Regions from separate parts of the Homo sapiens genome. Here all the other regions are linked to region 1. A link is a loop called in an ENCODE intact Hi-C map of the cell type or tissue named here. Cell type or tissue: PC-3. All regions are shown on one strand.

Region 1 (4,000 bases):
AGAATTTCCTAAACAAGTGTGGAGGGTAGCTAGAGAGTATGAATGAAAATTAGATGAACCAAATGATAGTATCTTATCTGTGCAATAAATCTGTGTACATTCCCTCTAATTTGAAGTCTAATGTCTCTGTGTAAGGTGTCACAATTAACCCCTATTAATCTATCCATCCATCCATCCATCCATCCATCCATCCATTCATCTACTCATCCTTTAATCAAAGTACATATTGAATACTTGGTATAACTCAGGTACAAAAATATGCAGAAATTTACCCAGAAAGCAAATATACCTGGAAACTCAGACATTTTTTCCAGAGTTCTCTCTTCTTCCTACCTTCCATATTCAGTTTCCCAGTCTCACGGGTTTTACGTCCTTAGTTGTATTAGATTACGTTCCCTTTTTCTTTATTCCTACTAACACCAACTGGTCCAGCTCCTCACCACTTACCAAACAGAATACGATACTATTCTGTAAATCAGAGTATATGACTCTTCAAGGAGGAAGCACAGATCAGACATGGGAGTGTTTTTAATGAGAGTAGACTTTGGATCCCAGCTATCTGAAGTTCTTGGAAAAGAAGAGGTAGCAGTGGCAGATAGAGAGAAGGAAAGCATTGGCCTAGACATAACTTTTGTAGCAGTATTTGACTTATTTCGTCCTACTCCCTTTACATTCTGCTTTTTATGGCCTATAATTACTTTTCAAAGAAGGGACTATCTGTATGTTAAATTGGTAACTCATAGAAGTTAAAAGGTTGCTGTAAATGAGTACCTGTCCATATTCACTTTTTTTTAAACCTACTCTTTCTTTAGGGAGGGATAGAATTAGAAAATGTTTTCCTAGTGAGCACTAGAAGAAAGAATAGGTGCTACTGAAGGAGAAGAGATAATAATGAAGAAGTTGGAGATCCTGAAGACAAACATCCAAACTTCAAATTCGATTATTTTGATTCATACTGATTGTCATTATTTTCTAAAGAAAAAATTGGTTTGTGTCTGGTTCTTCTGAGATAATACTGCTTAAACCATGGTATAAACTATGAGTATAAGAACTTACTGGCATCTTGATGCTGGAAACTAATAAGCCAGATGTACTGGAAACTAATAAGTCATATATATATATATATATTTATATTTCAAAACAGTCTATAAATCGAAGTATTTTTGAAAGCTCATAGGAGACCCCATTTAGAACAATAGAGCCAGACTACAACTTTGAGAGAGTGAGGTTTTACTTTTCAGCAGGGATGTCGAATCTTTTGGCTTCCCTGGATTACATTAGAAGAGGAAGAATTGTGTTGGGCCACACATAAAATACGCTAATACTAATGATAGCTGATGAGCTAAAAAAAATCGCAAAAAAAAAAATCTCAGAATGTTTTAAGAAAGTTTACGAATTTGTGTAGGGCCACATTCAAAGTTGGCAGCCTGCTGGTTGGACAAGCTTGCTATTCAGTATGGGTGTCAATGTCCTAGATCCCCCAAACAGGATATTGCAATTTAAACAATTCCCTTGGGGAAAGGGAAATAGTCATGTTGTTATTCTTTAACCATGGACAAGCTTTGAAATAACTGAATAGGGTATTCAGAAACCTAATGAACTATGCTGTAAATACTATTGAAACTTCAGTTTCAAGGTGGGACATGGTTATTACGCAGTATTTTCTCAAGGGCATGCAAGGACACTAAAAATCTCCACTGCTATGTGTGTTCCATATGCATACTGGATTTTAAAATACCACAAGGGGTTTGGATGTGTAGGTAGGTAATCAAGAGGCAGCAGTGTGAACTACTTTTAAAAGTAGTTGCATTATGGACAAATATATAATTATATGTCGCCCAGGCTGGAGTTCAGTGGTGCATTATGGCTCATTGCAGCTGAGAAATCCTGAGCTTAAGCAATCCTCCTGCTTCAGCCTCCCAAAGTGCTGGGATTACAGTTGTGAGCCACCGCATTTAGCCTATATGTTCCTTGTCATGTGAAAAATTCTATAGTTTTGTTTATTTTTGAGCAGATAGTTTTCTGTTTCTTTTGAAAAGCATGAGAAATCTGATTCAATCTTATTTCAAAATGGGTTGATTTTTTTCGATAGTGATAAAGACATACTCATAAAATATAAGCTGAGAATTTGAAATGTGTATGTAGTAATATATTACTTTTCTGCAGACTTCTGGGAAGAGAAGCCTGAAAGTCAAAATAACACATTAAGTGAATGGAGGAAACTAGTGAGAAGAGCTGCTGTGGATGTTTCATTTGAATGCTTTATTTAAAGATCTCTTCTACAGCTATAGGAGCTTATTGGACGACAACACAAAGGCTGGTGATGTGACACCCCCTGCTGACCTGCGGGAGAATGCTATGTCGTTATCCTTGAGCATTTACTCCCAAGTCTCCAGGCCTTTTCCATCAGTTATTATGACTGATGATATGCTATGTTTCTTCATCTCAGATTACAAGGAAAATTGGTAATTTCAGGAAAGCTTAGAAGTTGGTTTGAGAAGTTGGCCCATTCTTATCTTTTACTCTTAGCTTTTATAACATCAAAGCAATTCCAGTAATGAATGTGTTGTCTTGGAATTATGTCGTCAGTCTTGGATTATACTAAATTATTTAGGCCAATTATATTAGATCAATTTTACAGACACAGAAACTAAGGTTAGTAAACAAGATAGATGAAATGATATATGCTAAATACAGTGAAATTCGTTTTTTATTTGTTGGGTTTTTGTTTATTGTTTTGACAGTCAGATTAGTGGGGTTGGTATACACTCACGTCTCTAGAGAATCTAAGAGCCTTTTCTATTTTTCCAATGCCTATAAGTAGGGACCAAAGACCAAAAGTGGTCTCTTTCTGGCCGCTTCCAGAAGGGAACGTCAGACCCAATAGCATTTCTGATAACTGTTGGCTTAGAATTTGATCCAGCTTTGGGTCTTCTAATGGACAAAGATGTGAGATCATTTTCTGTCCTTTTAAATTCTTGTGTTAATTCTCTAAAGCTCCTAAAACTTAGTGATTTGCATTACGCAACACTTGAAGAAAGTGGCAAAGCTGGAGCTACAATTTGATTCTAAGTTTACATAAACTTGAGAATAGGAACCAGATCTTCCTAAAAGTGCTATATCGCCAAGTAGGAATAATTTTTGCTAAAATTTTTGGTAAATTTCTTTGCCAATTGAGGAATTTGTGTTAAAGTCCCACAAAAATGTTGACTTTATTATAGATTGCCAGTGCATATCATTTAAAAGTAAATATTTTAGATCTCAAGTTACTGAAAGCCATTTATTCAATGTATTCTGTTGAAAAATATTTTAATATTATAGTCCCTCCTCTATTCTCTCTTCCTTCATTTGGGACACATTCATGTTTCTTATCAAAGAAAAAGAGATGCTAAATTCAGATTAAGTATCTCGGCACTTACTCAGATAAAGTAACTCAGCACTTGGAGTAGCAGCTGGCACATGGGAAGGGACCATAAGCATTAGCTATCATCAGAAGGCTCTAAAGCAGTAGTTCTAAGAAGGTGACACGTGGATACCTGGGCAGTCTGCAAAATCTTATCAGGAGGTTCATAAGGCAAAATATCTTCATAATATTTAGGTATTATTTGCCTTGCCATCATTATTTACCATCGCTAGTAGTCACTGGACTCTTTATTAGAAGTACTGGTGCCAGTTTTAGTAGTCATTGCATATTTACCACCACACAATATCAATTAAAAGAAAAGAATAGGATGCTCGTGAGAGCCAGCCATGGTGGCTCACGCCTGTAATCCCAGCACTTTGGGGAGGCTGAGGTGGGAGGATCGCTTGAGCCCAGGAGATTGAAACCAGCCTGAGCAACATAGTGAGACCTTATATCTATATATATATTTTTTAATTTAGCTGGGCCTGGTAGTGTGCACCCATAGCCCAGGAGTTTGAGGGCTGCAGTGGGCTGTGATTGTGACACTGCAGTCCAGAAGTCAGCCTGGGCAACAAAGCAAGACCCTGTCTGAAACAA
Region 2 (4,000 bases), 320 kb before region 1:
GGATATTTTTTATATTTTAGTTTCAGTTAAAGAGCCAGTCTTACATGCAGTTCTTCAGCAGCCCAAGTTTATCTTCAACTTCTTTCCACTTTCCCTGTCCATGTTTGGCTTCTCTTGCTAAATGATCTTTTCTTGCCCAGGCTGGGAACTCTTCTCAGCAGTGCTGTATCCTTTGGACCACACCTCTATCCTCCTGTCCATAAATTACTACCTGTAGCTTGACCTCAAGGTCTTATTTACTGCTTTCCTTTTGACATTAAGTATCCTGATTAATTAATCTGTGCTAAGGAACTTGTGATTTATAGTGTCTTATCTCTCCAGATAATGCTGTATTTTGATATTTCAAAATCAAACTACCAGAGACGACATACTGTAAGTAGGAAAAAATGTATTAATGGCAGGAATCCTAGGCTCTAGGGCAAGCGAGTTTGAAAGATCATTTGGAGCCACTGAGAGGTCTTTTGGTGGCTTTGGATCACATATTCTAGGCAATTTCCTACATCATCTAGGGTGGAATTTTGATGCTCTGTTTTTAGTTTTTAACTCCATAGTCAATGAAACTATCATAAAAATTTATGGTCAAAGGAGAATTTTAGCCATTCCCATTTCTTTTGTGAGCCAAAGAACTGTTTATCAAGGAGAGAAGGACCATACTAGAGATTCGCCTGGATTTTTGTTGTATGACACATTTTATCTTACCAAAACAGGCTGTATTCACATTAATAATTATTTTTATTTTTATTTTATTTATCTTCTTCTTCTTTTTTTTTTTTGATACGGAGTTTCACTCTTGTTGCCCAGGCTGGAGTGCAATGGCATGATCTCGGCTCACCTCAACCTTCACCTCTCGGGTTCAAGCAATTCTCCTGCCTCAGCCTCCCAAGTAGCTGGGATAACAGGCTTGCGCCACCATGCCCGGCTAATTTTGTGTTTTTAGTAGAGACGGGGTTTCTCCATGTTGGTCAGGCTGGTCTCAAACTCCCGACCTCAGGTGATCTGCCTGCCTCGGCCTCCCAGAGTGCTGGATTACAGGCATGAGCCACCGCGCCCAGCCACATTCATAATTATTAATAGAGGTCTTTAAATTTAGTCTTAAATGCCATGTTTCTAGAAGGATTTAAAAATGGTAGCACTTGTCAGGTTGTATGACCAAATAGGTAAATTATATATGCCACTGGAGAAATTTCAAGACCTTTTTGGTTATTTGTAAATATTATTATATGCCACCATTCTCTATTAGCATATTAAGTTCCAGAGGAAATAGAACATTTCTGATACTGCCTACTACTAAATTGTAAATGCATGTAAGACCTGTAAATACACAGTATTGTAGATACCTGTACTCATTGAATAGAAGTAAGCTAAGGACATGTGAAAATCACATTGATGTTTTGAGGTCACAGGTAAAAGTTGATTTGAAAATGGTCAGTGAACAGTTGGGGGAGTAGCTAGTCTCGGCTCCTCTGAGTTTTCGGGCTTGGTGGTCTTTGCTAGGATCCCACTCTACTTGCAGTTCACAACGTCTGTCACGTGAGGGCAGCATAATCACATACAGGCCAGCTGTCTGGTTTGACCTTAAGTCAGAAGAACTGATTCCAAAGGAAATCACATAGTAACATGTAAATGCAGTCATTTTTTTCCTTTTATACACATTGCTCAACTGATTAAAATACAATATGAAATATTAGGGAGAAAAATACTTTTAAACATTTTCTGTGATTGAATATCCTTATCAAAAGGATATGTGTGATTTGCATTAGAAAAATAATTTGCAATTATGACTTTTAAAAATTGTGTTTTAAAAGGAACACAGACACAAACACACCCAGAGAGTGAGAGACTCTCTTTCCTGTTTTTTGTGGATGGAACAATACATAGCATTTGAACACTGTTGTTAGGCTTTTTATGCTTCACTCACCATGATATTTTGGGCAAGTTAACATTTCTATGCCTTAGTTTCCTCAACTACATGGGAGTAATCATAGTTTGCATTCATAGGATTGTTAAGGATTAAATGAGATAATGCAGGTAGACCAATTTAAATATACTCTACACATAAGTGCACTATAAATAGTTTGTATTATATTGTCATACACTGCATAATGATGGTTCAGTCAACAACGGATTGCAAATATAACAATAGTCCCCTAAGATTGTAATGGAGGTGAAAACTCCTATCACACAGTAGCATTGTAGCCACCATAACATCTTAGTGTAACACATTACCTTTTCTATATTTAGATATGTTTAGATACACACCTACTTTCTATTGTGTTACAGTTGCCTACAGTATTCAGTAGGGTAATATGCTGTACAGGTTTGTTGCCTAGAGGCAGTAGGCTATACCATATAGCATAGGTGTGTAGTAGGCTAGTACCCGCACAGTATGTACATCTAGGTTTGTGGTAAATCCACCGTTTGATGTTGGCACAGTGACAAAATTGCCTAATGACACATTTCCCAGAACATATCTTCATTGTTAAGGGACACATGAATATTCAAATACTGAATTTTTAAAGTATAGATTTTGAAAAACACCTTCTTCCATGTGGAACTAGGAAACTATCAGAGACCAATGCACAAGACAGAATTGAGTAAGATTCTTAGACTGTATTTTCTGGTATTTTGTCACAAATATTCTGGAAAAAAACATGTTTGAAGGAGCTACTGAAGAGATGAGGAGGGGGAAGTACAAATAGAAAGCTTAAGATTTAGTGCAAATTACAGTAGAGATTTCACATATGCTTTTTGTTTGTTTGTTTGTTTGTTTTTTTGAGACGGAGTCTCACTCTGTCACTGAGGCTGGAGTGCAGTGGCACCGTGTCGGCTCACTGCAACTCCCATCTCCTGGGTTCAAGCAATTCTCCTGCCTCAGCCTCCCAAGTAGCTGGGATTACAGGCGCCCACCACCATGCCCAACTAGTTTTTATATTTTTAGTAGAGATAGTGTTTCACCATGTTGGCCAGGCTGGTCTTGAACTCCTGACCTCAGGTGATCCACCCACCTCGGCCTCCCAAAATGCTGGGATTACAGGTGTGAGCTGCTGCACCTGGCCTCACATGTGCTTTTATGAAAGAATTTTTTCTTCTTAAAGACTTGAACCTTTACTTTTTAGTTGGTAATGGGTTGATGATTCTTTCCTACTTAGGAATTTAATTATTATTCAGGAAAGCAATATCATGGTAAATAAGACCCTGAAGAGATATTTTTAAAAGGAGAAAATTCAGGTTTAGGAAAATCATCTGTTTTCAGTTTGTTCAGGTTTTTACTTGTTAGGACAGAGTGATGACTTCAGGTTTTTCACATGCCAGACCTGCAACTGGAAGTTGGACTCAGCCTTGTTCAGCTTTTAATTCATATGCAGTAAAGCAGTTAGAAAGAACCTAGAGTGCTTAAAAGAGCTTAAACTTTCTGGAGCTAGAAGACCTGCACCCAGGAAGGTGAAACTATCAAGTGCCAAAGTGAACGGGATACAGTTTAGAGGAGGAAGAAGGAAAGGCAAGGTAGAATGATTAGGAGGTATAATTCAAAGTAGGATTTAAATATGCCCTTCAATATTGATTAGGATTTGGAGAGAAGTTGGAGGAAGAAGAATACTTAGGTGAGACAGGCTGGAGTTCATGGCTAAGAATTCCATGTTGATGCTGGAGCTAAGAGAATGAGTGGAATCTATGGGAGAGTTTTAAAAAGTGCAAAAGATCAAACAAGATTGCTGAAGGACTTCTAAGAACAGGGTTGCCTGCTATATAATTTTACAATGATGCCTACTATATAATTTTAAGTCATTTTCATTCCTACAATGTAAGTTTCCTCTGTTGCCCCCAAACTACAGTAAATTTGATACAAACACAAATGCCTTGTGTGATTGGTTTTGGGAAAATCTAGAACAGGGATTGTGTTTAATATTTGAGTTAGTACTAAAGACAGAAGAAAAAAGAGAACATCTGCAGAAAGTGAGAATCAAATCAGATGAAATATTCTGGGAAAACACAGGTTCTG
Region 3 (4,000 bases), 120 kb before region 1:
TTCTTAATAAGGCCTATACTCAAGAGAAATTATTTTATAATATTAGAGCCTAAACTGTCGGGATTTTTGTCGCAGCCTAACTGAATTAGAAGAAGGAAAATATCCAAATTTAACTGCCTCTAGCTTTCCATACAGGGGAAGAAAAATACCCAACTCCAGCCCTCTCTTTAGCTTCTACATTGGAGAAGGGAAATACCCAATTCTAGCCCCCCCCCAGTGATCTTGTCCCACTTAAGGACAGGAAAAGAGTGGAATGAAAAGCACTTGTTGAAAGTCACCGTTCATAGGCACAGGCTCACTAAAAGGCCGAGACCTGCTATAGGACTATAGAATGCTTCACTTCCCCTGAACTCTTATCGTCACATTACAATGTATTGAGTTTCTTTCACTCAGTACATCATGCCTGGCTTTCAACAAAAAATTAGAAGTCACACTAAAAGACAAAAACATAGCTTGATAAGACAGAGCAAGCATCAGAATCAATGTCAAATATGGTAGAGATGTTGAAATTACAATACCTATGAAATTAAAACAACTGCAATTACTATGATAAGACAACACACAAGAATAGGTTGGTAATGTAAGTAGACAGATGGCAATTCCAAGAAATAATCAGAGAAATGCTAGAGATCAAAAACACTGGAACAGAAGTCAACAATGTCTGTAAGGGCTTATTAGTAGACTGGACATGGCAGAGGAAAGAATCCCTGCGATTGCAGATATATAAATAGAGACTTCTAAAACTGAGAATCAAAGAAAAAAACACAGAAGAAAACCAAAACATAATATCTAAGAAATATGGGGCAACTATAAAAGGTGTAATATACAGAGAAGGAAAGAAGGGAAGGAGAAGAGAGAAAGGAACAGAAGCAATCTTTTAAGTAATAATGATAAGAATTACATCTGACTTCTTCTCAGATACCATACAAAGAAGAAAAGAGTGGAATGAAATATTTCACTTTGAGGGGAAAAAACCTACAACCTAGAATTCTGTACCCTACAAAATTATCTTTCAAAAGTGAAGGAGAAATAAGGTTTTCTCAGACAAATGAAAATTGAGGCATTCTGTGGCCAGTAGATCTGCTTTGTGAGAAATGTTAAAAGAAGTTATTGAGATAAGAAAAATGATACAGGTTAGAAACTTGGATCTACATACTAAAGAAACAAAGAGCATTAGAGAAGAAATAAGTGAAGATAAATAAAAATAATTCTTTTTCATTTTTTTTTTGAGACAGGGTCTCACTCTGTCACTTAGGCTGGAGTGCAGTAGCTTGATTTTGGTTCACTGCAACCTCTGCCTCCCAGGCTCAAGCAATCCTCTCACCTCAGCCTCCCGAGTAGCTGTGACCACAGGCCCATGCCACCATGCCCAGCAATTTTTTTTTTTGTATTTTTAGTAGAGACAGGGTTTCACTATGTTGCCCAGGCTGGTCTCGAATTCCTGAGCTCTAGCAATCCATCGGTCTCCCAAAGTGCTGGGATTACATGAGTAAGCCACTGCACCTGGCCTATTTTTCTTATTTTAAATAGATATAATAGATAACATGTTTTGAAATAATAATAGCAATAATGTATTGAAAGATTACAGCTTATGTACAAGTGAAATGAATAACAGTAAAGATACAAAGAATGAGAGAAAGAAATTAGGAGTGACTTCTTATTATTAGGTACTTGCACTAGCCATGAAACAGTATTGTGTTTTTTGAAAGGAGAATTGGACTGGTTGTAAATGTACATTGCAACCTTCAGGGCAGCCACTAAAAAAGTCAAAAAGAAAGATAATTCATATGCTGAGAAGGGAGAGAAAATAGAATGATATAAAATACTCAAAACCTAAATTAACAGAAAAAGGAGCAAAAAATAGGAGCAGAAAGTAAGGGCAATGAAAAATAGAAAACAGTAACAAACGGTAGATATTAATTATTAATTTGTCTATATCAATAATCAATTTAAGCAGCTCTCTGGGTAATCACAGGGATGAGGATAAAAAAATAAGTATCAATGGTCTAAATACATCAATTAAAACATAGAGATTGTTAGAGTGGATCAAACCAATACCCAAGTATTTCTTTTTATTTTACTTCCCACCCTACCAAGTATATGTTTTCTATAAGAACCCCACTTTAAATACAAAGTCAAGTATACATTAAAAGTGTAAGAATAGAGAAAGAGAGAGCATGCTAACACTAATCAAATAAAGCCAGAGTAGTTCTGTTAATTTCCAACAGGGCAAACTTCTGAGCAAGAAAAATTATCAGGAATAAAGGGAAATGTTACATGTTATGGAAAGGTAAATTCTCCAAGAAGACATAACAATTCTTAATGTGTATGTGCCAAACAATGGAGCATCAATATATATAAGACAAAATTGATAAAACTGCAAAGAAAAATAGATTAATTCATTATTATGGTTGGAGACTTCAACAGCCTTGTGTCAGAAATAGACAGATACAGCAGACAGAAAATCATTTAGGACATAGCTGAACTCAACAGCACCATTAATCAACGAGATGTAACTGACATCTATAGACTACTTTATCCAATAACAGCAGAACATACATTATTCTCTAAGGAACATATAGCAAGATAAACCGCATTCTGCACCATAAGACACACCTTAACACATTTACAAGAATATAAATCATACAATATATGCTCTCAGGCCACAATAGAATTAAACAAGAAATGAATAATAGAAAGATAGCTGAAAAACTCCCAAATATTTGGAGATCACACGGAACACTTCTGAATAACACATGGGTCAAAGAGAAATCCCAATAGAAATTAAGAACCTCTTTTGAGCTAAATAACAATAGAGTTGAAATATTGTAGGATGCAGTGAAAGCAATGCTTAGAGGGAAATTTATAGCATTGAGTGCTGTAATAGAAAAGAAGAAAGATCTAAAATCAATAATATAAGCTTCTATTTTAGGAGACTACAAAAAAGAAAAGTAATTAAATTCAAAGTAAGCAGAGGAAAAGAAATAATAAAAAATTAGAGTAGATATCAATCAAATCAAAAACAGAAAATCAAAAAAGAAAATGGGTAAAACCAAAAAGGTGGTTCTTTTAAAAGACATAAAGTTAATTACTCTAGTCAGGCTAAGGAAAAAAAGAGAAGACACAAATTATTAGTATCAGAATTGAGAGCTCCACTGTGGTGGCTCATGCCTGTAATCCTGGCACTTTGGGAGGCCAAGGCAAGAGGATTGCCTAAGCCCAGGAGTTCGAGGTTAGTGAGCTATGATCACACCAGTGCACTCCAGCCTGGGTACCAGAGGAGACCTTGTATCTAAAAGTTTTTTTTAAACTAGAAATAGTAGAGGAGACATCACTACAGATCCCATGGACATTGAAAGGATAATAAAGGAATACTATGAACAACTTTTGACCACAGATTTGATAACCTAGATGAATTTCTAGAAGGTACAATCTGCCAAAATTCACACAATAAGAAATTGACAATCTGAATTGGCCTATCCCTATTTAAAAAATTGAATCGATAATTAATAACCTTCCAAAACAGAAAGAATCAAGCTCATATAAGTTCACTGGTGAGTACTACTAGACATTTAAGAAAACATTATACCAATTCTTTGTAATCATTTTCAGAGGATAGAAGCAGAAAAGAATATTTTCTAACTCATTCTATAAGGTCAGCATTACCTCATAGACTGTAAAGGCATTACAAGAACATAAAATAACATACCAATATCTCTCATGAACATATATGCAAAACGACTCAACAAAATGCTGGTAATCCAGTCCAACAATATATACAAATAATTATGCAACATGACCAAGTCAGATTTGTCCCAGTATGTAAGGCTAGCTTAACATTAAACATTTAATTGAAAATCTATCACATGAACAGAGTAAAGAAGAAAAATCACACAATTAATAGTGCAGAAAAAAGCATTTGACAAAGTCCAATACCCATCATAATAAAAACAAACAACAAAGTAGAAATAGAGGGAAGATTCCTCAAGTTGACGATTAA
Region 4 (4,000 bases), 400 kb before region 1:
TCTTTTAATTTTTACCTTTTTGTAGAGATGGGGCTTTGTTATGTTGTCCAGGTTGTCTCAAACTTCTGGCCCCAAGCAGTCCTCCCAAAGCACTGGGAATTATAGGCATGAGCCACTATGAATGGCCCCATTTTCTTATATATAAAATAGGAATTATGGTACCTACTTTTTGAGGCTGCAAGATTAAATGAGATGATGTTTGTAAGGCCCCTAATAAAATTGGTGTAAGCCAAGCCCTCATCAAGTGGTATTGATACCATGTTGGAGATGATGGAGGAGAACAACTTATGTTAATTGTCTTTAAAATGCCTTAACTTCAATTTTTGGGAAATTTAGCATATTTCAAACAGAAATAAGATGTAAATATATATTCAACACTTTAGTAACAGGATAATTATTCCAACAACATATTAGTTGATCTTAGGTATCAAGATAAAAGAATACATTGTAAGTGTGATAATATAAATAAATGTAAATTCTTTAAAAAAATTTTTTTAATTTTTAACTTTTGTGGATACATAGTAGGTATATATATATATTTATGAGGTATATGAGATGTTTTGTTACAATCATGTGATATAAAATAATCATCATGGAGAATGAGTTATCCATCCCCTGAAGCATAAATAAATGTAAATTCTGATGTTGAATTTATACACCAAATTGTTAGATTTTAGATTTTATCCTCATTTTACTTTGCTTATTTTCTTATATACTGGTAAGATCTTATAGATGCTGTAATATAGTAAAATGTAGAATGTATGCCATAAAATTAACCTGAATTAGAGTATTTTTGCATGCATGAGGAAGTCTGTTAAGGACATAATAACTTTATATATCTGATCTCTAAACTAAACCTAGGCTTTTAATTTTGGCTATCCAGATAAAAGAACTTAGTATTTCATTGTCAGTTTAAAAAAAAAAAAAAACTCCAATTAATCCTTGCACTTGTTGTGATCTTCCTCTTTGATTCCTCTTAAGATACAGCCTAAGCCTTCTTCACTGTTATAAGTCTTCATTTGATCCTGCTCAACTTATTCTCATAGATGACCTACTCATTGTGAAAATGGAGGTCATCAGTTATGAAACCTCTTACCTTTGCCCATCCCCACATCAGTATCCTCTGTACCACTCCACTGTCTTCCCAGAACATTTGTAATCCTGTTTGTCTGTGCCTATGATTCCACTCTCTGAATGGCACTTCTCCTATCCCTTTATGCAGATGTCCTCTTATCCTTTAAGCTTCAACTGTGCTATCACCTATTCTAAAAAAAAATTCTATGAAAAATACATAAATAACTTAAAAGTTTCAGTACTACTCTGATACCAGCTAGGACATTTAACCAATAGAAACCCAATTCTTATTATATTGGCTTAATTTTAAAATTTTTTTATTTGTTTTGACTTTATTCAGATAATGTTGAACTAGATACTATGACATGAGGATATTCCTAAAGGATTCTGCTTTGGAGTGCTTTTTGAGATGTGTCTTTTCCAAAAGATTTCTCCTCCCATTTAAACCTCAGACCAACAGAAAACGAGTCTTACTTAGATACTAAATTGCTAATTTAACTTCTTAATTTGAAAGTTGTAGTGCTTTTTCTTTTTAATGAGTAATTTAAATTTATTGGAACCAGTTATTTAACGTTTGATTTTTTTAGCTTGTTATTTTTCAGATAGACCAAGAATTGATGTAGTTTGAAATGGTTTTAAAATTTTGCATGCCAATTGCACATGCACATTAGAGTCATTTTTGAGTTTTTACTTAATCTGTTTCAAGTAACTGTGGCTCAAAATAAAATAATATAGTCCTAATTTCAATGTGTGGACAATTTTCGTGCTACAGTACAAATTGCAGTAATATTCTTCTACAGCTAGGAGGCAGTCTGGTCAAAGAGTAAAATTTCTCTCCCAGTTCTCATGTGCAAACAAGATAATACACAGAATCTGGAAGGAACACGTAGTTTAAGCCATTGCATTTCCTGTGACACTTAAGGCATTGTTCGTCATCTTCTGTTTGTAATTATGTAAAGTTACCACTAGTTTCTTGACAACGAAGTCTAGGTTACTATTAAAATAAGCCCTAGTTTTCCACTTGATCTTTACATTAGTAACTTTTTAATCATATCTGTTGCTGAAAGAGGTCATTCTTTTCACAAAATTTCTATCTTTCTGATAGTTCATAAGGATCGTAGCATTTAACTAAAAAGTAATTATATATTTACATGCAACAGTGACTATGTTAGAAATTAGGGGAAATAATATATTCCAGTTTGTAAGTATTCACAGAAGAATGAGATATTTGTTATTTATTTAGATTTATTTTTTTCTAAAAATGATTTAAGGCTTTTTACAAAGAAGCATAAGTAAACAAGTGAAAATAAATATTAGTAATAAAGAGTCAAAGGGAAGGTAAAAAAAGAAAGCAAAATGGAGTTGGTAGTGAGATAGGTACACAAAACTGTATGTATGACTAGATGTCCTAAACATGCTTGATATATAGGAAGGGGGCTACATCTAGTAAGATGAAATTCATGGGGAGATTAATACAAAAATGTATTCTATCAGATCCTGTGCACTAGATGTAAGGTGGCCAGTAATTTGGCTCCAAACTTGGATGAAGAAGAGAAAAACCAACTATAAAATGTACAGTGCCTATGAGGCTAAAACAGACAAGAAGGACAATAGTTTCTGACATCAAGGACAAAATTGTCTCTTGAGTGTTCTTCATAGGACAGTGGGTCGTATAAGAATGTGTAATCAACAGCTTTACATTGAAGGCAATGATAAGTTTATTTTATTTTTATTTTTATTTTGAGATGGAGTCTCGCTCTGTTGCCCAGGCTGGAGTGCAGTGGTGCGATCTTGGCTCACCGCAACCTCCACCTCCCGGTTCAAGAAATCCTCCTGCCTCAGCCTCCTGAGTAGCTGGGATTACAGGCACCTGCCACCACGCCTGACTAATTTTTGTATTTTTAGTAGAAACGGGGTTTCACCATGTTGGCCACGTTGGTCTCCAACTCCTGACCTCAAGTGATCTGCCCACCTCAGCCTCCCAAAGTGCTGGGATTACAGGCATGAGCCACCGCGCCTGGAGATAAGTTTATTTTTCATAGGAGTATCATTTAGGTTCCTTGCAAAGACCAGGGGTTTTGAGGTAAAGCAGAATTTGGTAAGAGCAATTTTGTGCCAGATCAACCAGAAAATGAAAAAATATTGACCTTTTAAGCTTTATTTCTATTAGTTTTTGTATGTACTTCTAAAATATGTATCACTGATACCAGTGACAAACCTATCTAAATATTGATAATATTTCTTTTCCTTTTAGATTCTGAAAAAGAGTTCCACGTCCTCCCTTATCGAGTCTTTGTTCCCCTTCCTGGATCCACTGTAATGTTGTGTGATTATAAATTTGACGATGAGTCAGCTGAAGAAATCAGGGACCATTTTATGGAGATGTTGGATCACACAATTCAAATAGAAGATTTGGAAATTGCAGAGGAAACAAACACAGGTCATTATATGATGCTATTTAAGAACCTGGTTAGATTACAGCTAAGATTTTACCTATGAGATGTCTAGTTTAAATATCATGTCTTTAGATTTTTTTTAAAGCTAGTTCTGTTTGACACTTCGAAATATTAACTGAGACATTTTAAAATACATGTTTAATTTCTACATGTCTAGACATACAGTGAGTATTTCCTGGGAAATTGTACCAAAATTTAAGATACTAAGGTATTTTTCAAGCTTAGCAAGTAGATCTTAATAAAACAAGTTCAGGATTAAGTAGGTAAAATTACAAAGCTTTAAGGTATTTCTTTCAATATAAAAGTTTTCTCAAAACTCATTATCTTACTTGGTAAAGCATCATGTCAGAACAGAAGGTTTTAAAACACTAATTTATTAAACATTTTCTCCATATTATTTGCCTTTTTTTTTTCATATACCTTTCATGTAATTGGGATACTAAGCCAAAATGGGCAGTTCCAGAAATTAG
Region 5 (4,000 bases), 200 kb before region 1:
GAAAATGTTCTTAAAATATTACTTAGGTCCATTAGGTGTAGAGTGTAGTTTAACTCAAATTTCTTTTTTTTAAATTTTATTTTATTATTATTACACTTTAAGTTTTAGGGTACATGTGCATTGATTTTCTGTTTGGATAATCTGTTCATCATTGAAAGTGGGTTGTTAAAGTCCCCTACTATTATTGTATTATAGTCTATTTCTCTCCTTAGATCTATTAATAATTACTTTACATATTTGGGTGGTCTGATATTGGTTGCATATATATTTACTACTGTTTATGTAATGAACTTCTTTGTCTTTTTTTACAGGTTTTGCCTTAAAACCTATTTTATCTAAGTATAGGTAGCTCTGCTTTTTTCTTTTTTGGCTTCCATTTTTGCACAGAAAATCTTTTTTCATCCCTTTACTTCCAGTCTATGTGTGTGTGTATATATGAGGTGAGCTTCTCATAGAAAGTATATAGTTGGGTATTGTTTCCTAATCCACTTAACCAGTCTATGTCTTTTAATTGGAGAATTTATTGCATTTATATTCAATGTTATTATTGATAATAAGGACTTACTACTGCCATTTTGTTACTTGTTTTCTCTTTGTTTTGTAACTTTTCCCTTCTTCCACTCTCACTGTTTTCCTTTGTGGTTAAGTGATTTTCTCTGGTAGTATGTTTTAATTGCTTATTTTTATTTTTAGGATATTTATTATAAATTGTTGCTTTATGGTTACCACGAGGCCTATAAAATCATCTTATAGTTATAACAAGTTTTTTATCAGCAGATAACTACTTCACTTTGATCATAAAGTAAAGAAAAGAAGCAAACACAAAGAAAAACTTAAAAACTTTGCACTTTAACTCCACCTCCCCATATTTTGGCTTTTTATTCTCTCGGTTTACATCTTTTCATAACTGCATCTTTCTTAACAAAATTTTGTTGTTATTATTGTTTTGATAGCTTTGTCTGTTAGTCTTCATACTAAAGATATGAGTGATTAACACACCACAATTACAGTATTAGAATATTCTGAATTTGTCTCTATACTAACTTTTACCAGTGAATTTTATATCTTCTGATGTTTTCCTGTTGCATGTTAGCTTCCTTTCAGACTGAAGAACTCCCTTCAGTATTTCTTGTAAGACTGGTCTGGTGGTAAGTCATATCCTCAACTATTATTTATCTCAGAAAGTCTTTATCTATTTTTCATGTTTGAAGGCTAGCTTGCTAGATACAGTATTATCATTTGGCAGTTTTCTTCATTAAGCACTTTGAATATATTATCTCACTCCTTCCTGGGTATGATTTCTGCTGAGAAGTCTGTTGCCCAATGAACTTGAGCTTTTTCATATGATGTTGCTTCTTTTTTATTGCTGATTTTAGAATTCTCTCTTTGACCTTGACCTTTGAGTGTTTGTTTATTATATGCCTTGGTGTAGTCTTATTTGGGTTGAATCTATTTTATAATCCTTTATAATCCTTGACAATCCTTGACTTTTCTGTACTTGCATATTTATATTTTTCTCTAGGTTTGGAAAGTGTTACTGTATTATCTCTTTGAATAAGCTTTCTACCTTTTGCCTCCTTCTCAATTCCCTCTTAAATGCCAATGACCCTTAGGTTTGCTCTTTTGAAGCTGTTTTCTAGACCTCGTAGGCATATTTCATTTTTTAAAAATTATTTTTTCTTTTTTCTTCCCTGTGTGTTTTTAAATACCCTATCTTCAAGCTCACTGAACCTTTCTTCCACTTGATAAATTCTGCTGCTGAGACCTTCCAATGAATTTTTCAGTTCAGCCAAAGTATTTCTGAGTTCTAGGATTTCTGTTCTTATTAAAAATTATTCTAATCTCTTTGTTAAATTTCTATGATAAATTTCTGAATTGTTTTTCTCTGTTATCTTGGAGTTCACGGAGTTTCCTCAAAATTACCATATTGAATTCCTGATTTGAGAGCCCACACCATTGCTCCATTGCCTATCACCGGATCTTTGCTTTGTCCATTTGGGGAGGTCATGGTTTCCTGTTTGCTGTTGTTTCTTACGGATTTACATTTCTGTCTTTGCACTAAAGGTTTAGCTATTGATTCCAGTCTTCACTGTCTGGATTGCTTTGGTCTTTCTAGGCTATGCATGTTTAGAGGTTCTGTGTGGTTTGCATGTTGAGTTCCCTTAGCCCCGGACTGCTGCCTCCTTTTTGGCACTAGATGGTGCCCTAAGTCCAAGTTTGCCACAGCTCTCAAAAAAGTTTGGAGAACTGCCTGTGTCAGATGGGGGGCTGTGTGGCAGGAGGAGTCCCAAAGGAGATTCCTTGGTTGTGTGTGGAGGCTGGGTAGAGTTTTGTGTCCTGAGGACCCATGAAGAATGCCTCCTAGAGCCCGGTGCTGCTGAACTGCTCTTCTGGTTTGGTGTCTCTTTTTGCTGAGCTGAAGAGCAGCCCTACATTTTGCACCCTGGGATTGCTATCCCTTCTCCACTCTCTCTCTCTCTCTCTCTTTTTTTTTTTTTTTCAGTCTAGCCGCCTTTAGGATATTTCTCTCTACAGGCACTTGTGATGCTTCTTGAGTTGAGGCAGAAATGGCAGTCCTGCTAAGAAACCCAAGATGGTGGGGAAGCCTGCTGTCTTGCCTGCCTTGATCTCACTTTTTCCATTGGTGAAACCCTAAGTCTAGGGGGACTTTTCCATGTAGTGCCTGGCAACTTAGGTAGGGGAGGCATATCAAAGAAACTGAAGTTCATTTCTCTTACTTTCTGCTTGTAGTTTTTCACTTTTCTGTGGTCTCAAAAATCATCAAAAGGCCCAGTTCTTGGTTACTGGTGATGATAATCTAGGTACTGGATAGTTGTTTTTGGTTTTCTGTGGGGAACACTGAAGCTAGATTATTTCTATTCTCCCATTTTGACGACATCACTCTTGAGAATACAACTGTCATTTATTAAGCCAGACATTAATGAGATTTACAAAATGCATCACAATGCCTCTCCTCTCACTAAGCTTACTTTCTTTCTTTCTTTTTCTTTCTCTCTCTTTTTCTCTCCTTCCTTCCTTCCTTCCTCCCTCCCTCTCTCTTTCCCTCTTTCTTTTCTTTTTCTCTTTCCTTACTATGGTCTAGCCTAGCACTTCTGGCCTCAAGCAATCCTCCCACCTTGACCTCCCAAAGTGCTGGGATTATAGGCATGAACCACCACATCCAGCCTTACTAAACATTTTTTGTTTAGGTAAATGCTTTTAATAAAATATAGTATTTTAAAAATATGTTATTTATACAAACATGCAATAAATGTATTATTTTTATTTTAAATGAATTAGAAAATATATTTTAAATATTTCATTTTAATTTCTAGTATAGTAAATATATATACACAAGTTTGTGTGAGTGCATCCCACATAAGCAAAAGCATTTTAAAATGTATTCAATAATTTTTAAGAGTGTAAAAAAGCCCTTAGACCAAATTTTGAGAACTACTGATATACTTCATAAATTTTACATGCATTGTTTCAATTTAACCTCAAAAAACAGATTTGTGAAATAAACAGGTCTAATCTTATATCTCATTCTGAGTTGTTTAATGCTTTATCCTCAGTGCTTGAACAGCGCCTGTATATTCTAACTGCTCAATAATATTTGTCGAAAGAACAAATATAAGGAAACCAAGATAAAAACAAAAGTTATTGAGATGTGTTTCACAACATGAATACCCTTAACACTATTGAAATGTACACTTTAAAATGGTTAAGATACAAAATTATATGTCTATTTTTTAACCACAAATTAAAAAAAAAAAAGAAAAGAAAGATATTGGGTAAGGTTAGAGTTGAGAAGACTTTTCACCTTGTGTGATATGTGGAGATAAGCATTATTACCTGAGGTTAGATCCACAGACGCTTTGGCAATAGTCTAATCAAGCACTACAAGAGGCAATGGGCTAAGCTTATTATCATGTTCTTGTGCAAGGATTCTCAAGGCCTGATTATTTCTTTCAGGTACAAATAGGGTGAAATGTTTTTA
Region 6 (4,000 bases), 180 kb after region 1:
TGGCATGAAATAGACAGTAAATTGAAGCAGCTAATATAATTATTAGTGTTCATAGTTTTTGGCTTTTAATTATAAACCCCTTAAGAACAGTGACTTGCTTTATTTACCTTGTATTCTGTAGACATACTGATCACAATGCCTGACACCTAAAGTAAATATGCAGTACAATTTTCATGATGGGTGTTTAAAATTTCATTGACTTACTGTGGGTAGCAAGTGTCAGGATACAAGGTGCTCTTGGTGGGATGGAGGCAGAGTTCCCAACCATGGGGAATTTGTATATAGTACATGCCTGCCCACGTAGTATGGCTGCATACTCTATCTACTCTTAAACCATCACTTCGATCTGGAGGGAATATGTCTTCTGAGATTTCTTTTCTAGGACCTGTTAATTTGCTATCACAGGAAAATATATGGTTTCCCAGTCTCACTTATTCAAATTATTAATTTGATAGGCATAGTCTTAGAACCAGTTATGTGTCACATTATTCAGCATATGCCAATGATGCAAAGTAATGAGCTTTTTTCTTTCTTAAATAATTCTACAAAGTGCTAAACATTAAATGTTAATTAAAATGAGGATACATCCATATCCAGAAATACTGGTACTCATTTCTTAATTCATTAATTCATTGATATTTCTTCATCTTGATAAGGGTGTGTAGGTACAAGTAAAAGTTCTATCTTTTAAAAATAATTTATAAGCTTACTATTATGTATTATTGCCTAATATATTAGTCCATAACTCATCTATTTTTAATGCTGCCTATGATCTCTTTCTGGTCTCATTTATTTATTAATTCAATACATATTTATTGTTTAGTGTGCCAGAAACTGTTTTAGAAACTAGGGGTACAGCATGGAAAGAAGAATTAAAAGTTTTGAGTGCTTCATATAAGCCAAATATTTTCCCCCAAATATTTAACACTCAAGACTAGCCTATGAGGTGGGGTTTTAATTTATAAGTTAGGAAATGGAGTCATGGATTACTTAGGCAGGTTACTGGAAGTCACGATGATGTGGGGGAGCTGAGATGAGGCTGCATGTCTTTTCTCCTTCATTCCTTACTTTTGAACCACCTGTCTCTCAAGCAGCCTTATTTCTTAGTGTTCCCCAAACACAGCCTTCATTCTAGCCAGGCCAGAATGAATTCCCAGATGTCTCTGACGAATGCCACAGCCTCCCATCCTCAGTCTTTTCATATGGTTATTCTTCTACAGAGAATGCCCAGTCTTCTGCTCCACTTAAAAACCCTGCCTGTCCTTTAACTCAACTGGTCTCACTGTTCCTCTGAACTGAATGCTGCCCTGTGTCAATCAACCTCTAGTGAGCACCTTCTGTGTATTTATTAATTTTGCAAATATTTATTATGTACCTTCCATGTTCTAAGCGCTCGGATAAAAAAAAATGCAAGCCTGATGAACTTTCTGCCTTCCTGACATTTCAGTTTTTATTGAAAAGGCAGGCATTATCCAGCAAATTCACAGTAATTTTACACCTAAATATCTTCTCATGTTCTCCTATATTTGTAATTTTTACTTCTCTAACAAAATATACTTAACTTTCTCTCTTGGGCTTATTTTTTATTTTCTGTTGTGATAACTCAATATTTGTTTGTAGATTGCTTATAATCTCACCTCTACAAATTTGTTTCTTATGTGGAAGGGGGATCACATTTTACATGCTTGTTTTTCTTATTCTCTGCTTTCATTAGCAAAGATTTAAGAGATCTGGTTCAACAATAGGAGGCTACTGAATGGCACAAGTGAAAGATGACATGGGATAGGTGGTGAGGCTGGAGAAGGTTGAGATATGAGGGCTTTTGCTGGGATAACACTGAAGGGAAGGATTTGGAATCCCAATGAATTTCAGGGAAGAATGAAAGAGATACAAACACCATTTAAGATGACTTCTTGTATAATAATGAAAAGAAAGGTTTAAATTTAACATAATGCCTTTTTGAATATATGTAGTTGTATCATGTAGGATGCCAAAAGGTTTGAATTTAGTAACTGATCTAATACTGGGCTTGATTTTTTCTATCACAGAACTGTAACTCCCAAGAACAGGGTATTTTCCGCAGTAATGTGAAAAACCTGGTTAATGGTTTCATGGTGTTAATATGCCACCTAGTGGATCAACTTGCACATTCTAACTTGGGGTTTTCAGAGTTGGAAGTGTTCATTTTCCTTTATCAGAATGGCTTGCTCACTAGGAACACCAGCTGAGGTCCAATTACGATAAATCCACTAGTTCCTGATGTTGATATTGCTGATTTTTTTTATGCTCAAGAATTCATTATGAGGGAATTGATAGCAGCAATCATTGTCAGTTTAATTTTTTGTATGGTCTTTTTTATTTTAAAGCTTTTTAGGTGTTTAGAAAGCAAATAGTTGGTTTTTATTTTATTTGGACACTTTTATGCAATGAGGGTTGATGTTTCATGGATTTCTGTGAGAAGGAGAAACCAATTGATAAATTTGCTGATATAGATCTCTAGAAAGGCAGGGAGATTTTTAAAAGAAGATGTAGTAGGATACTTTGAATAGCAGAAACGATTTGCTGACTTACACAATATAATAAGCTCATTCTTGGCTACACACCTGGTGTGTTTATTTCTTATAAACTTTATAGCTTCACTTCTAATTTAGAGTTCCCAATTTTCATCACATATTGTCAGTTTAAAAATAACAAGCGTAACAGCTGTTGTAGAATGTTTATGTACCAGGTATTGTGCCAAGCACTTTATAGAAATGATCTCCAATCCCCACAAAACCCCAAATTAGTACATTATTTCCATTTTAAAGAAGAAGAAATGGGCTCAAGTATTGACACTAATTGCCCTCCATCTCACACAGCCAAGAAGTGTTTGTGCCTGGTAGCCTTTGGTCCAAGTCTCCTTCATAGATCTGAAGCATCTTTTGTCATCACAGAATTATGTTTCCCTATTCTTAAGAAAAGTGGGATCAGCAAATATCAGCTTTACCTTAACGGACTCATTCACGTTTGAGCCCATTTCCCGAGAAGATAATTACATATATTACGTTTTAAAATAAGGCATATAAAAGAACCACATTCCTGTGATAGCTCCCTTTTTCCAAAATCTGACTGCGTTTTTAAAGTTACTATTAGAGAATAGAGAGCCTTGCTTGTTGGGTGTCTGGGACATAAAGTCACAGAAAAATAATTGCATGTTTGCACCATTTAGATCTCACATGTTTAAGTGGTGCAAACATGATCTCCTTCAGGCAATGAGCCATGCTTGCCCAGTGAGCTTGCACGTGGTAATGGGAGAATCCCTCTGAGCATGCATCTCCAAGGCCAAGTGGGCCACAGCAGTTGTGAGTGAGAGGAGGCCATAGCGTCCTAAACTGATCAGACTTGCCAAGTATTCCTACCTGTGGCAAGGGGCTGAAAAGCCCGTGGACTGTACCTTAATGTTGCTTAACAATCCCTGAGGTAGAGAATAAAAGGAATTGTGGAATAACTCTGTGACTTGCCTCGGTTTCCTGATGCCCAGAAACATCTATCTCATTGGTCATCGAGATGAAATGAGGACTGTCCTGGGAAATGGAGTCTTCCTGATTTTAACAAGGTTCTGAAGCAGAAGCAGAGACAAGATTTACTATTCAGGCCTTCTTCCAAAGCCCATTTCCACTGCTCTTCAATAACTGCATCTACCAAATTCTGAATGTTCTCTTCTTTCCCCAAATTCTAACTAGGTTAACTTCATACCAAAACCAGTGTATGACAGTTGAAATAGCAGTTCTTAGAGGTTGTAGTTTCCTGTGTTTTCTTCTGGTTACCATTAACATGGGTATATGTAAAGAATATATATTGGATATATGTATGCTGAATAAAAAGTAGTAATTCATTTTCACCAATGAAATCACAGAGCATGATGTTTCCTAGATAGAGGAGGCTCATGTTTTATAACTGTATTGTTTCAGTTGAGGAAGGAAGGCAATTCTCCAGCAATGCCTTCTTCCTCCACTAGGAA
Region 7 (4,000 bases), 83 kb before region 1:
AATGTAGAACTAATCTGTTTGGAATTATAGAATCTGAGTCTGTAATTTGATTTCAATAAAAGCCACTAAAATATTGAAATAAATAATTTTGAAAACATACTGTTTGAAATAAACAGTTTTGAAAACATGCTGTTCTTACATGCTATTCACTACACTTTTTGCCACTAGAGCAAGATCTATTTCTGTTTTGTTTTGTTTTATGTTTGTTTTCGCTGTTTTATCCTTAGCCTTTGGTACAATCCGTACACATAGTGAGTGCTCAATAAATCTTCATTGAATGTGTAATTCACAAATATTAGCTTCAAATGAAAGAAGCTCAACTTTACACATTTTGAATGGTAATGTGGTACCTCTGCGAAGAGGTTTTTCAACTAATCTGTATTTTTCCTTTCTTATTTGAACATAGGGAGAACATGGAAAGTGGAAAATTCCAAATCTTAGGAAATGGATTTTTAAAAAAATCATTTGATTAATAAAATTGCATGCTTTTAATAATCTCAGTCAAAAATTTATTGTTATACCGACATGTTCTAGAAGTTCTTAATAACAGTTTATGGATTAAGACAAACTTTAATAACAGATTGTGGAAAGCAAATGGTTTCAATGTAGTTCTGTGTAATTGCCCACATATGATGTTTTGATTTTTTCATTCTGGTATAGTACATGCAGCAGTGAATTGTATCTCACTTACATGCCCCTGTCACAAATTTCTGTGTAACTTCATTTACTTAACTTCTCTGGATCTTTGTTTTCTCAAACACAAGATGATGTTGGGCTGGTGGAAAAAAACTTGTCTATTGTATACTTATTGTATAAAATGAATTTAGTTGAGTTTTTTTTTGAGGCCCTTAAGACAGTATTGCAATAATTAAAGGTGTTTCTAATAATAATTTAGACAGAATTCTATCATTAAAGCACCCCATCCCTTCTAAGCATCAGTCCTCTGAGTTTCTATTCATTTTAAATCACCTTTTTGGGCCCCTGAGGAAAATTTGGGCCATTTAGGCCTCCAGGCATTTGTAAGTGTTGCCTCTCCTCTTACGTTAAAAAATTCTGCAATAAACGTTTTATTGAAGTCAAAATGTAAATTTCCAGTTTATTCATTGGTCTATGATACATCTCTGATAGTTTTATTTGACATTATCCAACTTTCTTTCCTGCTGCCCCCACCTAACCCAAATTTATGTGTCCTTTAAAATTTGACTCATATGTCACATTCTGCTAGAATACTTATCCCATTTTGCTTTCTGCTCTTATTTCTCCACTGACATTCTTTCATGTGACTTTATTTTTGTGACCTGACCTGTCAGCAATCATTGAATTGAAAACTTCATAAGGGCAGATGTCATACCTTGTTCACTGTTCAATTCCCATATCAAATGCATTCTGACACATAATGAGCACTCAACAACGTTGAACGGTTAAATTAATGAAAGAAACAGGCAAACTGAGTCTTTGTTGTTTAAAGAGACTTTTCTTTGGTACTCTTCTCTTTCCAAATACTGACCGAATGTGCCCTTTATTTCTTCTAGGCCCTATAATTTGTACCTATTGGAAAGAGAACTATGCTAAAATTAAAAGGTAAAATTTATGTTCCAGCCCAAGGTATTTATGGAATGAATGAATGAATGAAACAACCAGCCAAACCTTTCTCTAAATGCTATGACACTTTTTAATTTCTTATGTCATCTGTTCGTGTTTTATTACTGAATTACAAGCAAATGATGTTGGATGAACGTGGTCTATTCTGAATACAATGTGGATTGTGAATTTGTTTTGGTAGCTAACTAGTGTTAATGAGCACTCCAACCTCTAGGGGGAGCTCATGGAAACATAACCCTCTTCTAGGTCTGGGCTTTTTTTTTTTTTCTGAGAAAAAAATGTTTAATTGATAGCATGGAAGTAAAACATTGTGTGATTAAACTGGCAACAACAACAAAGGTGAAGTACAAAATGAAGTGAATTGTAAGTGTAAGAAGTGTAGCAAGGGTACAAAATTAGACATTTGGGAAAGGGAAATATCAAATTCCCAAATTTTTCCATTTAATTTAGCATCTGGTTGAAGTCGTTGTAGCTAAATGTTTAAATATGGTTAGCACATTTCAAGACAGGAAAAGGAACAGCTTGATTGGAATGGGACATATCCCAAAGGCTGAAAATCATCTAGTAACAGGCTGGAGTTTGGGTTATAGCTTTATTACTAACCAAAATATTAATTCTAGTTGGAAGTTTAAACTCCAATAAGACACAAGCCTGAATCTACTATGGTTGCTTCTGGCCCTAAATTCTTGTTCTAGTCATCATTTTTGGTTTAAGAGAGTGACTGTCATTGTCATGTTAAGGTGAAAAAGAACATTCGAGTATATTGCGGTGTAGCAAGAAGAGCATATAAAACCACTATTCTAACATCATTTTAACTACTACCTTGCCAGATGAACTTTGGGAAGTCTGCCTGATTTTTCTGAGCTCCTCTTTTTTTTTTTTTTTTTTAAATAAAATGAAAGTAATGTTCCCACTTTCCTGCTTAATTCAAAAAATCATTATGGTATAAAATGAGCTAATGGAATGTGAACACCCCAACTATAAGCTGTTCAATAAATGAAAGGTATTAATCTTTTCCAGGCCAACCACACTTTTAACAAAACATGGAGAGACTTCCCTGATGGAGCGGTACAAACTGAAGATTCATTGTGTACTAATTAATGGGCTGGCTAAAAGAGTGAGAGTTCCAGTTTATATGATTATTTCCTTTTTAAAAATTTTTTTTATTGTACTTTAAGTTCTGGGATACGTGTGCAGAACATACAGGTTTGTTACACAGGTATACACATGCCATGGTGGTTCGCTGCACCCATCAACCCGTCATCTACATTAGGTATGTCTCCTAATGCTATCCCTCCCCTATTTCCCCACCCTCCAACAGGCCCTGGTGTGTGAAGTTCCCCTCTCTGTGTCCATGTGTTCTCATTTTTCAGCTCCCACTTATGAGTGAGAACATGCGGTGTTTGGTTTTCTGTTCCTGTGTTAGTTTGCTGAGAATAATGGTTTCCAGTTTCATCCACGTCCCTGCAAAGGACATGAACCCATCCTTTTTATGGCTGCATAGTATTCCACGGTATATATGTCCCACATTTTCTTTATCCAGTCTATCATTGATGGGCATTTGGGTTGGTTCCAAGTCTTTGCTATTGTGAACAGTGCTGCAATAAACATACGTGTGCATGTGTCTTTATAGTAGAGTGATTTATAATCCTTTGTGTTTATTCTCAGTAATGGCATAATGTCAAATGGTATTTCTGGTTCTAGATCTTTGAGGAATTGCCACACCGTCTTTCACAATGCTAGAACTAATTTACACACCAATAGTGTAAAGGGGTTCCTATTTCTCCACATCCTCTCCAGCATCTCTTGTTTCCTGACTTTTTAATGATCGCCATTCTAACTGGCGTGAGATGGTATCTCATTGTGGTTTTGATTTGCATTTCTCTAATGACCAGTGATGATGAGCTTTTTTTTCATGTTTGTTGGCTGCATAAATGTCTTCTTTTGAGAAGTGTCTGTTCATATCCTTTGCCCACTTTTTAATGGGCTTTTTTTTGTTTTTCTCTTGTAAATTTGTTTAAGTTCCTTGTAGATTCTGGATATTATCCCTTTGTCAGATGCATAGATGGCAAAAATTTTCTCCCATTCTGTAGGTTGCCTGTTCACTCTGATGATAGTTTCTTTTGCTGTTCAGAAGTACTTTAGTTTAATTAGATCCCATTTGTCAATTTTGGCTTTTGTTGCCATTGCTTTTGGTGTTTTAGTCATGAAGTCTTTGTCCATGCCTATGTCCTGAATGGTATTGCCTAGGTTTTCTCCTAGGGTTTTTATGGTTTTAAGTCTTATATTTAAGTTTTTAATCCATCTTGAGTTAATTTTTGTATAAGGTGCAAGGAAGGGGTCCAGTTTCAGTTTTCTGCATATGGTTAGCCAGTTTTCCCAGCACCATTTATTAAAT

What was found. Peaks named below come from ENCODE experiments on the same cell type or tissue, not always from the same donor. Only the 100,000 strongest peaks of a DNase experiment are listed, where the experiment ranks them.
Region 2: it touches region 1 in a loop (8-fold over the local background); 9 of 110 quality-filtered maps call a loop at or near these places.
Region 3: a loop joins it to region 1, with 15 times the contacts of the local background. A loop is called at or near these places in 5 of 110 quality-filtered maps.
Region 4: a loop joins it to region 1, with 7 times the contacts of the local background. A loop is called at or near these places in 4 of 110 quality-filtered maps.
Region 5: a loop joins it to region 1, with 12 times the contacts of the local background. A loop is called at or near these places in 14 of 110 quality-filtered maps.
Region 6: it touches region 1 in a loop (5-fold over the local background); 5 of 110 quality-filtered maps call a loop at or near these places.
Region 7: it touches region 1 in a loop (8-fold over the local background); 5 of 110 quality-filtered maps call a loop at or near these places.

Annotation. Positions count from the first base shown.
Region 1 is chr1:186,804,342-186,808,341 of GRCh38, forward strand. No RefSeq gene overlaps it. Among named protein-coding and RNA genes, the nearest start is that of PLA2G4A, 23 kb to the right of the region's middle. In PC-3, a CTCF peak has its summit at 2,348 (motif pointing left); a DNase peak (open chromatin) is centred at 2,330; H3K27ac peaks cover 415 bases.
Region 2 is chr1:186,481,330-186,485,329 of GRCh38, forward strand. No RefSeq gene overlaps it. Among named protein-coding and RNA genes, the nearest start is that of PDC, 22 kb to the left of the region's middle. In PC-3, a CTCF peak has its summit at 1,527; a DNase peak (open chromatin) is centred at 1,542; H3K27ac peaks cover 1,313 bases.
Region 3 is chr1:186,684,284-186,688,283 of GRCh38, forward strand. No RefSeq gene overlaps it. Among named protein-coding and RNA genes, the nearest start is that of PACERR, 5.6 kb to the left of the region's middle. In PC-3, no CTCF peak of the experiment used is centred here; no DNase peak of the experiment used is centred here.
Region 4 is chr1:186,402,755-186,406,754 of GRCh38, forward strand. It overlaps ODR4 (odr-4 GPCR localization factor homolog), which reads left to right. Exons shown (of 14, transcript NM_017847.6): 12 at 3,329-3,514. Among named protein-coding and RNA genes, the nearest start is that of ODR4, 29 kb to the left of the region's middle. In PC-3, CTCF peaks have their summits at 1,882 and 2,081; no DNase peak of the experiment used is centred here.
Region 5 is chr1:186,603,742-186,607,741 of GRCh38, forward strand. No RefSeq gene overlaps it. Among named protein-coding and RNA genes, the nearest start is that of PTGS2, 75 kb to the right of the region's middle. In PC-3, CTCF peaks have their summits at 2,198 (motif pointing right) and 2,397; a DNase peak (open chromatin) is centred at 2,190; H3K27ac peaks cover 697 bases.
Region 6 is chr1:186,983,960-186,987,959 of GRCh38, forward strand. The region is part of intron 17 of PLA2G4A (phospholipase A2 group IVA); the gene reads left to right. Among named protein-coding and RNA genes, the nearest start is that of LINC01036, 110 kb to the right of the region's middle. RefSeq lists an enhancer at 927-1,428. In PC-3, CTCF peaks have their summits at 2,129 (motif pointing left) and 3,972; a DNase peak (open chromatin) is centred at 2,132; H3K27ac peaks cover 409 bases.
Region 7 is chr1:186,721,093-186,725,092 of GRCh38, forward strand. No RefSeq gene overlaps it. Among named protein-coding and RNA genes, the nearest start is that of PACERR, 42 kb to the left of the region's middle. In PC-3, a CTCF peak has its summit at 1,797 (motif pointing right); no DNase peak of the experiment used is centred here.